Linked DNA regions of Homo sapiens: regions 2 and 3 are each linked to region 1. Evidence: read pairs that join two places in POLR2A ChIA-PET (ENCODE). Cell type or tissue: GM12878. All regions are shown on one strand. Region 1 overlaps ENO1 (enolase 1). Region 2 overlaps RERE (arginine-glutamic acid dipeptide repeats). Region 3 has its middle 9.9 kb from the start of GPR157.

Region 1 (2,500 bases):
CCCCGTTGGGAAGAAATAATTAGATGTCATTATTGGCTGGTCCTGGTGGCTTACCCCTATAATCATCCTAGCATGCTTTGGGAGGCCAAGGCAGGGGAGGATCGCTTGAGCCCAGGAGTTTGAGAGCAGCCTGGGCAGCATAGTGAGACCGCCATCTCTTAAAAAAGTAACTAAAATAAAATAAAGATGTTATCATTAATGACATAACAACACTGAAGACCCAAGTACTGTGAAATTGGAAAGTCCCAGGAAGTGGCAGTAGCCAAGATCACACGGTCCAAGGACTTCATTGTTCCTGACTTCCAAACTCAGAATTTCTGATCAAATACCTACTAAGTGAATATTAATCTGAAGAATTATGTCCAAACTTCATTCACTATTTTGTTTTAATTCTGCTACAAGCAAGGTTTTCCCCTGGTCCCGCCACCCTCTTTTTGGCCCTAGGTGGTTTTGCTTGTGACCTTCATGTCTGTTCTTGGTTCCTTTCCATTCCCATGCCAGCCCTCATTGTTCACTCATGACAATAGCCAGTTTCAGACAGCTCCTGGGCCACTCTGCGTCGAGCAACACATTCATCTTTCTATTTGGATTTGATTCTCCCTGGGCACACACGTTTGTGGGCTTTTTCTCTCTCTTTTTTTTTTTTTCTTTTTTCTTACAGAACAAGACCTCAATTGCTAGGGTTTAACCCATTTATGCCAGAGGTTGCAAATCTTTTTTTGTGAAAAATCAGACCTTGGCAATGACTTGAGCAGTCGGATAAAAGTAACTCCCACGCCCTTAGCGTTCCAGTAATGGAATACTAGGCATAAAAAGGTTAAGGCCTTCCGCAGCTAGGCCCTAACTACTTAATTAGGAGAATTCTCACTGCTTTCCAGCAGGCTTTTCCCCCCACCCTAGCCAGCTTTCCTACATCCAGTATTTAGTCCAGTGCTGATTCTCTCTAGTCCACGAACCTCGGAAGTGATTCCTTGAATGAGTGAGGAAATGCAGCATTATGGCTTATGGAAAACATGAACTGTGTGTTTCTTCTACAGAAGTTCACCATGTCTATTCTCAAGATCCATGCCAGGGAGATCTTTGACTCTCGCGGGAATCCCACTGTTGAGGTTGATCTCTTCACCTCAAAAGGTATGTGCCACCTCCTTGGTTTCCATGGTTCCTTCCACCGTGCTTCATTTTAAAAATTTTCTACAAATGCTGGAGCCTTAGGAAAAAAAAAATCTGTTAAAGCTTTTCTTTCTGTCTGCACATGCTAGTAGGTTGTGATTCCTGACTGTGAGGGTTGGGGAATTTTTAGGCATGGAGCCAGTGTCTTGCTGTTTCTCGGCTTATTTTTTTCTTTTTCTTTTTCTTTTTTTTTTTTTTTTTTTTTTTGAGATGGAGTCTTGCTCTGTCACCCAGGCTGGAGTGCAGTGGCATGATTTCAGCTTACTGCAACCTCTGCCTCCCAGGTTCAAGCAATTCTTCTGTCTCAGCCTCCCAAGTAGCTGGGACTACAGGTGTGCACCACCACACCTGGCTAATTTTTGCATTTTTGGGAGAGACGGGGGTTTCACCATATTGGTCAGGCTGGTCTCGAACTCCTGACCTCACTCAGGTGATCTGCCCGCCTCTGCCTCCCAAAGTGCCGGCATTATAGGTGTGAGCCACCCCGCCTGATCCTGCCAGCTCCTTGGCTTAAAACCACATAAGTTGGCTCCTAAGTCAGTGAAGTAAGGAAGTAAGGTGATACCACAAGACCTTGTCCCTAAAGGGGCCCATCACTAGTTGTTGGCTGACAGCTTGCTGTGACCAAATGCAGGATACAGTGTGATAGGATGGTATCTCTTGATAAGGGGAGGGATAGCAGGTGTGAATATAGCACCTTTATCTCTGTGACTAGAAATCAGTCTTCAGCAAGGATCAAGGACAGTTTTTACCTGTAGGCTTTGGAATAGTCTGGAGGCTCTCATTTTTACCTGGCTGTCAATCCCTATAGGAGGAGTTTTCTTATGAAAAATTAGAGAATTGTGAAACTCCTTCCTTTAAGAAGAAAATCCAGTGCCTTTGTAGCTCTGTGTTACCTCCAGCACATGGCGCGATGGACAGAGTGGGTGAGGTTGGCAAAGGAGCTTCAGGCAGAATCACTCAGCGGTGCTAAACTCACAGAGAACTGCCAGTCGGAGCTGAGTCACCATCTGTGAGTCACAGGCCTAGCAGTGGAACCCCAGCCCTTCCCTTCCCCTTGCACCTCCCCTCCCCCTCAGGAAGAAAGGATCCTTGAGGCCTGACTTCGTTGGGCAAAAGAATGCCTGAGTTGGCTGCTTGCTGTGTGGGCTCTCAAGCACTGTGGGGTTTCTCACTGGCTTTATGGGGAACCCTGAGGGTTCTCACAGGATGCCAAGAATTCCCTTCATCCAGTAAGAGTGGTTTGCTTAGTCAATGGGTGGAACTTTCTACTTGGATATTAATGAACTTTAAGCAACAAAAGACCCCAGATGCTAGAAGATTGTTGGGA
Region 2 (2,500 bases), 110 kb after region 1:
CTTTTTACATTATTTGGAAGAAAGTCATTATGCTACTAAGTAATTTTAAAGAAAAAGACATCATTCAGCTAATGGATGCCTCATGAAGTCATGGCCTTTTTACTCCAAATGGCCTGTGACTATTTCAAGTGGTCCTTCTGTATCTGTCCACCACGTAGCTCGTCTTTTCTCCATCACTTTTATTTATTCATTTTTATTTTATTTTATTATTATATTATATTTGGAGACAAAGTTTCGCTCTGTCACCCAGGCTGGAGTACAGTGGTGTGATCTCTGCTCCCTGCAACCTCCGCCTCCTAGGTTCAAGTGATTCTCCTGCCTCAGCCTCCCAAGTAGCTGGGACTACAGGCGTGCACCACCATGCCTGGCTAATTTTGTTTTTATTTTTAGTAGAGATGAGGTTTCACCATGTTGGCCAGGCTGGTGTTGAACTCCTGACCTTCAAGTGATCCGCCTGCCTTGGCCTCCCAAAGTGCTGGGATTACAGGCTATTTTTAATTTTTTTTAATAAAGAAAGCTTTTTATTTAGAAATCCCATCCTTTTTGATAAGCAGCATTTTTTTTCTTTCTCTTTTTTTTTTTTTGAGACAAGGCCTCACTCTGCAGCCCAGGTTGGAGTGCAGTGGTGCAATCTTGGTTTACTGCAGCCTCCACCTACTGGTTCAAGTGATCCTCCTGCCTTGGCCTCCCAAGTAGCTGGGATTAATACAGATGTGCACCACATCACCCAGCTAATTTTGACTTGCTTTTTGTAGAGATGAGATTTCACCATGTTGCCCAGGCTGGTCTCAAATTCTGGCTCAAGCAATTGTCCTGCCCCAGACTCCTAAAGTATTGGGATTACAGGCATGAGCCACTGTGCCTGGCCTCCATTGCTTTTATTTCAATTATGTATCAAACCTTGGATTCCTGGTCTACTTTCTCATACCACCCATCCTTCCGTTCCATTTCCTGAATTGATGACCTCATTTCCAGAGAAAATAGAAGCCATCAAATTAGAACTTCTCGGTTTTCAACCAGTAATGCTACATGCCAGTGATACCCAACTACTTACAGTTTCTGGTGTAGAAAATGAATAGTCAATTTATTGTTAAAAAGTTTAAAGTCCAATTTTCCTTGAGCCTTGAGTTCAGTTTATAAATCATATTAGTCTATTCATTAATTCAGTACATTTTATATAAAGGTAAAAGAAAAATAATGCAGTTTTTGATACATGTTGATTAATTCAAGTTGAATTCTGTTTAAATATCCAGTTCTACTTATAAACATAACTAACATTAAATTGCATTTTAAAATTAGATAAATGCCCAAGAAAGCTTCCAACAAAACCTTAAAACAAAACCTTCTTAAAACCTTCTCTAAGTCCTTATATAACTTTTGTAAATATAATTAAATTTCACAATATTGTGAATTTTCCTGCTCCCAAACATGTCTTTCTGTGTTTTCCTGTTTTGATAAATGCTACTCAATTTTCTAAGTAAGTAACCCTGGGCTGTGTTGATTCCTTCTCTTCTCCCCACTATATAGAATCAAGTATTGTTTCTTTTTCCTGTATCTCTTATCTCTTCCTAATCCATTACGCTAGTTCAGGCCACTGTCTCTCTCTCTCTCTTTTTTTTCTTTTCTTTTTTTTTTTTTTTTTGCAATGGAGTCTTGCTGTGTTGCCTAGGCTGGAGGGCAGTGGTGTAATCTTGGCTCTTGGCTGACTGCAACCTCCACCTCCTGGGTTCAAGTGATTCTCCCACGTCAGCCTCCTGAGTAGCTGGGATTATAGGTGCGTGCCACTACATCCAGCTAATTTTTTGATTTTTAGTAGAGATGGGGTTTCACCATGTTGGCCAGGCTGGTCTTGAACTCCCGACCTCAAGTGGTCTGCCAGCCTTGGCCTCCCAAGTGCGGGGATTATAGGCGTGAGCCACTGCACCTGGCCACTGTCTCTTGCTTGAATTACTTTATAGATTCCAAACCAGTTGGCATGTTCAAATCCTCTAATTTCTAACAAAATTAGAAATTTTGTTCTTCACTGCTGTAGTCCTTTTGATCTTTTGTTTGTTTTTTCTTTTTGTTGTTGTTGTTTTGAGATGCAGTTTCATTGTTGCCCAGGCTGGAGTGCAGTGTTGCAATCTCAGCTCACTGCAACCTCTGCCTCCCAGGTTCAAGTGATTCTCCTGCCTCAGCCTCCCAAGTAGCTAGGATTACAGGCATGCACCAGCACACTCGGCTAATTTTTTTTTTTTTGAGACGGAGTCTCGCTCTGTCGCCAGGCTGGAGTGCAGTGGTGCGATCTTGACTCACTGCAACCTCCGACTCCCTGGTTCAAGCGATTCTCTTGCCTCAGCCTCCCGGGTAGCCGGGATTGCAGGCACGTGCCACCATGTCCTACTAATTTTTGTATTTTTAGTAGAGACGGGGTTTCACCATGTTGGCCAGGATGGTCTCGATCTCCTGACCTTGTGATCCGCCTGCCTCGGTCTCCCAAAGTGCTGAGATTACAGGTATG
Region 3 (2,500 bases), 260 kb before region 1:
CAGAAAGTAGAATCAGGGTTACCAGGGGCTGGGGGGAGAAGGCCATGGGGAGTTATTGCTTAAGGGGTATGGGATTTCTGTTGGAGGTGATGGAAATGTTTTGGAAATATGGTTGCACAATATTGCAAATGTCATCAACACCACTGAATTGTATACTTTAAAATGGTTAAAATGGGCCAGGTGCAATGGCTCATGCCTATAATTCCAGCACTTTTCTTTCTTTTTTTTTTTTTAGATGGAGTCTCGCTCTGTCATCCAGGCTGGTGTGCAATGGTGTGATCTCAGCTCACTGCAACCTCCCACAGTGATTACAGGCACCCACCACCATGCTAATTTTTCATATTTTTAGTAGAGACGGGGTTTCGCCATGTTGGCCAGGCTGGTCTCGAACCCCTGGCCTCAGATGATCTGCCTGCCTTCCCTCCCAAAGTGCTGGGACTACAGTTGTGAGCCACCGTGTTCGGCCTGCCCACTGGTGTTCAATCATGGCAGCCCACGGCACACCTCTGCTCAGCCCTGCAGTGACTCCCGTGTCCCTTGGTGTATCCAAGCTGAAGTCCTCACACTGACTTTGAGCCCTGCATGATCTCTCCTCCTCACTGCCCCAAACCCCTCTGCTTACAGAATTCCCCTCATGCTCTAAATCTCCCTGACTTCCTTTTTCGCTACTAGCCAAATAAAACCCTGCTTTTAATTAGTTAATTAATTTCTTTTCTTTTTCTTTTTTTTTTTTTTTTTTGAGACGGGTCTCACTCTGTCGCCCAGGCTGGAGTACAATGGCGTGATCATGGTTCACTGTAATCTCGAACTCCTGGGCTCAAGCAACCCTCCCATTTCAGCCTCCTAAGTGGCTAGAACTACAGGTGTGATGGAGTGGCTAGGACTGCAGGTGTGAACCACCACGCCTGGCTAATTTTTAAATTTTTGTAGGGATGGGATCTTGCTATGTTGCCCAGACTGGTCTTGAACTCCTGGCCTCAAGCCGTCTTCCTCAGCCTCCCACGTTGCTGGGATGAAGATGTGAGCACCACACCTGGCACCAAACTCTGCTTTCATAGATTTCACCTGATTGGGCCAGACCAATCTGGGTCATCTTTGTTTTTTTGTTGTGTTTTGTTGAGACAGAGTCTCACTCTGTTGCCCAGGCTGAAGTGCAGTAGCCTGATCATGGCTTACCTCCTGGTCTCAAGTGATTCTCCTGCCTCAGCCTCCCAAGTAGCTGGGACTACAGGTGTGTGACATCATATCTGGCTAAATTTTAAATTTTTTGTAGGGACAGGGGTCTCACTATGTTGCCCAGGCTGGTCTTGAACTCCTGGCCTCAAGCGATCCTCCTACCTCAGCCTCACAAAGTGTTGGGATTACAGGCATGAGCCACCACACATTCTGTTAATCTTTATATCTCTTTATATCTTAAGATCCACTGAAACAAGACTTTTTTTTTTTTTTTTTGAGGCGAAGTCTCACTCTTGTTGCCCAGGCTAGAGTGCAATGGCATGATCTCCGCTCACTGCAACTTCCACCTCCTGGGTTAAAGCGATTTGCCCACCTCAGCCTCCAGAGTAGCTGGAACTATAGGCATGCGCCACCATGCTCGGCTAATTTTTTGTATTTTTGGTAGAGACTGGGTTTCACCATGTTGGCCAGGCTGGTCTCAAACTCCTGACCTCAAGGATCCTCAAGTGATCCGCCCGCCCAGCCATGGGACTTTAATTACATCTTCAAAATGCTAGCCAGGTGCAGAGGCTCATGCTTGTAATCCCAGCACTTTGGGAGGCCAAGGTGAGCGGATCACTGGAAGTCAGGAATTCAAGACCAGCCTGGCCAACATGGTGAAACTCCCCCTCTACTAAAAATGCAAAAATTAGCTGGGCGTGGTGGCGCACGCCTGTAGTCCTAGCTACTCGAGAGACTGAGGCAGGAGAATCACTTGAACCTAGGAGGTGGAGGTTGCAGTGAGCTGAGATCATGCCACTGCACTCCAGCCTGGGCAACAGAGTGAGACCCCGTCTCAAAAAAAAAAAAATTAGCTGGGCATGGTGGCATATGCCTGTAATCCCAGCTACTCAAGAGGCTGAGGCAGGAGAATCGCTTGAACCCAGATGCAGAGGTTACAGTAAGCCAAGATCACACCACTGCACTCCAGCCTGGGCAGCAGAGCTAGACACCGTCTCAAAAAAAAAAAAATGCCCCCACATCAGTACCTAGTTTGGCATTTGGTTGAAAAACCAGGAGACAGGAATCTTGGCTGGGGAAGGGGGAGGTTTAGAATTCTGCCCATCAAGGCCGGGCGCAGTGGCTCACACCTGTAATCCCAGCACTTTGGGAGGCCGAGGCGGGTGGATGGCTTGAGGTCAGGCATTCAAGACCAGCCTGGCCAACATGGTAAAACCACATCTCTACTAAAAATACAAAGATTAGCTGGACATGGTGGTGTGTGTCTGTAATCCCAACTATTCAGGAGGCTGAGACAGGAGGATAGCTTGACCCTAGGAGGTGG

Evidence for each region. ChIA-PET counts read pairs that join two places held together with the same protein. Peaks named below come from ENCODE experiments on the same cell type or tissue, not always from the same donor. Only the 100,000 strongest peaks of a DNase experiment are listed, where the experiment ranks them.
Region 2: POLR2A ChIA-PET joins it to region 1 with 12 read pairs; 3 of 35 experiments call an interaction of 5 or more read pairs at or near these places.
Region 3: POLR2A ChIA-PET joins it to region 1 with 10 read pairs; 5 of 35 experiments call an interaction of 5 or more read pairs at or near these places.

What each region holds. Positions count from the first base shown.
Region 1 is chr1:8,873,455-8,875,954 of GRCh38, reverse strand. It overlaps ENO1 (enolase 1), which reads left to right. Exons shown (of 12, transcript NM_001428.5): 2 at 1,038-1,131. The coding sequence starts at 1,047. Among named protein-coding and RNA genes, the nearest start is that of ENO1, 4.0 kb to the left of the region's middle. RefSeq lists enhancers at 1,476-2,500, 2,066-2,500. In GM12878, no CTCF peak of the experiment used is centred here; no DNase peak of the experiment used is centred here; H3K4me3 peaks cover 2,500 bases; H3K27ac peaks cover 1,857 bases.
Region 2 is chr1:8,765,689-8,768,188 of GRCh38, reverse strand. All of the region lies in intron 1 of RERE (arginine-glutamic acid dipeptide repeats), which reads left to right. Among named protein-coding and RNA genes, the nearest start is that of RERE, 51 kb to the left of the region's middle. In GM12878, no CTCF peak of the experiment used is centred here; no DNase peak of the experiment used is centred here.
Region 3 is chr1:9,137,757-9,140,256 of GRCh38, reverse strand. No RefSeq gene overlaps it. Among named protein-coding and RNA genes, the nearest start is that of GPR157, 9.9 kb to the right of the region's middle. RefSeq lists an enhancer at 2,466-2,500. In GM12878, no CTCF peak of the experiment used is centred here; no DNase peak of the experiment used is centred here.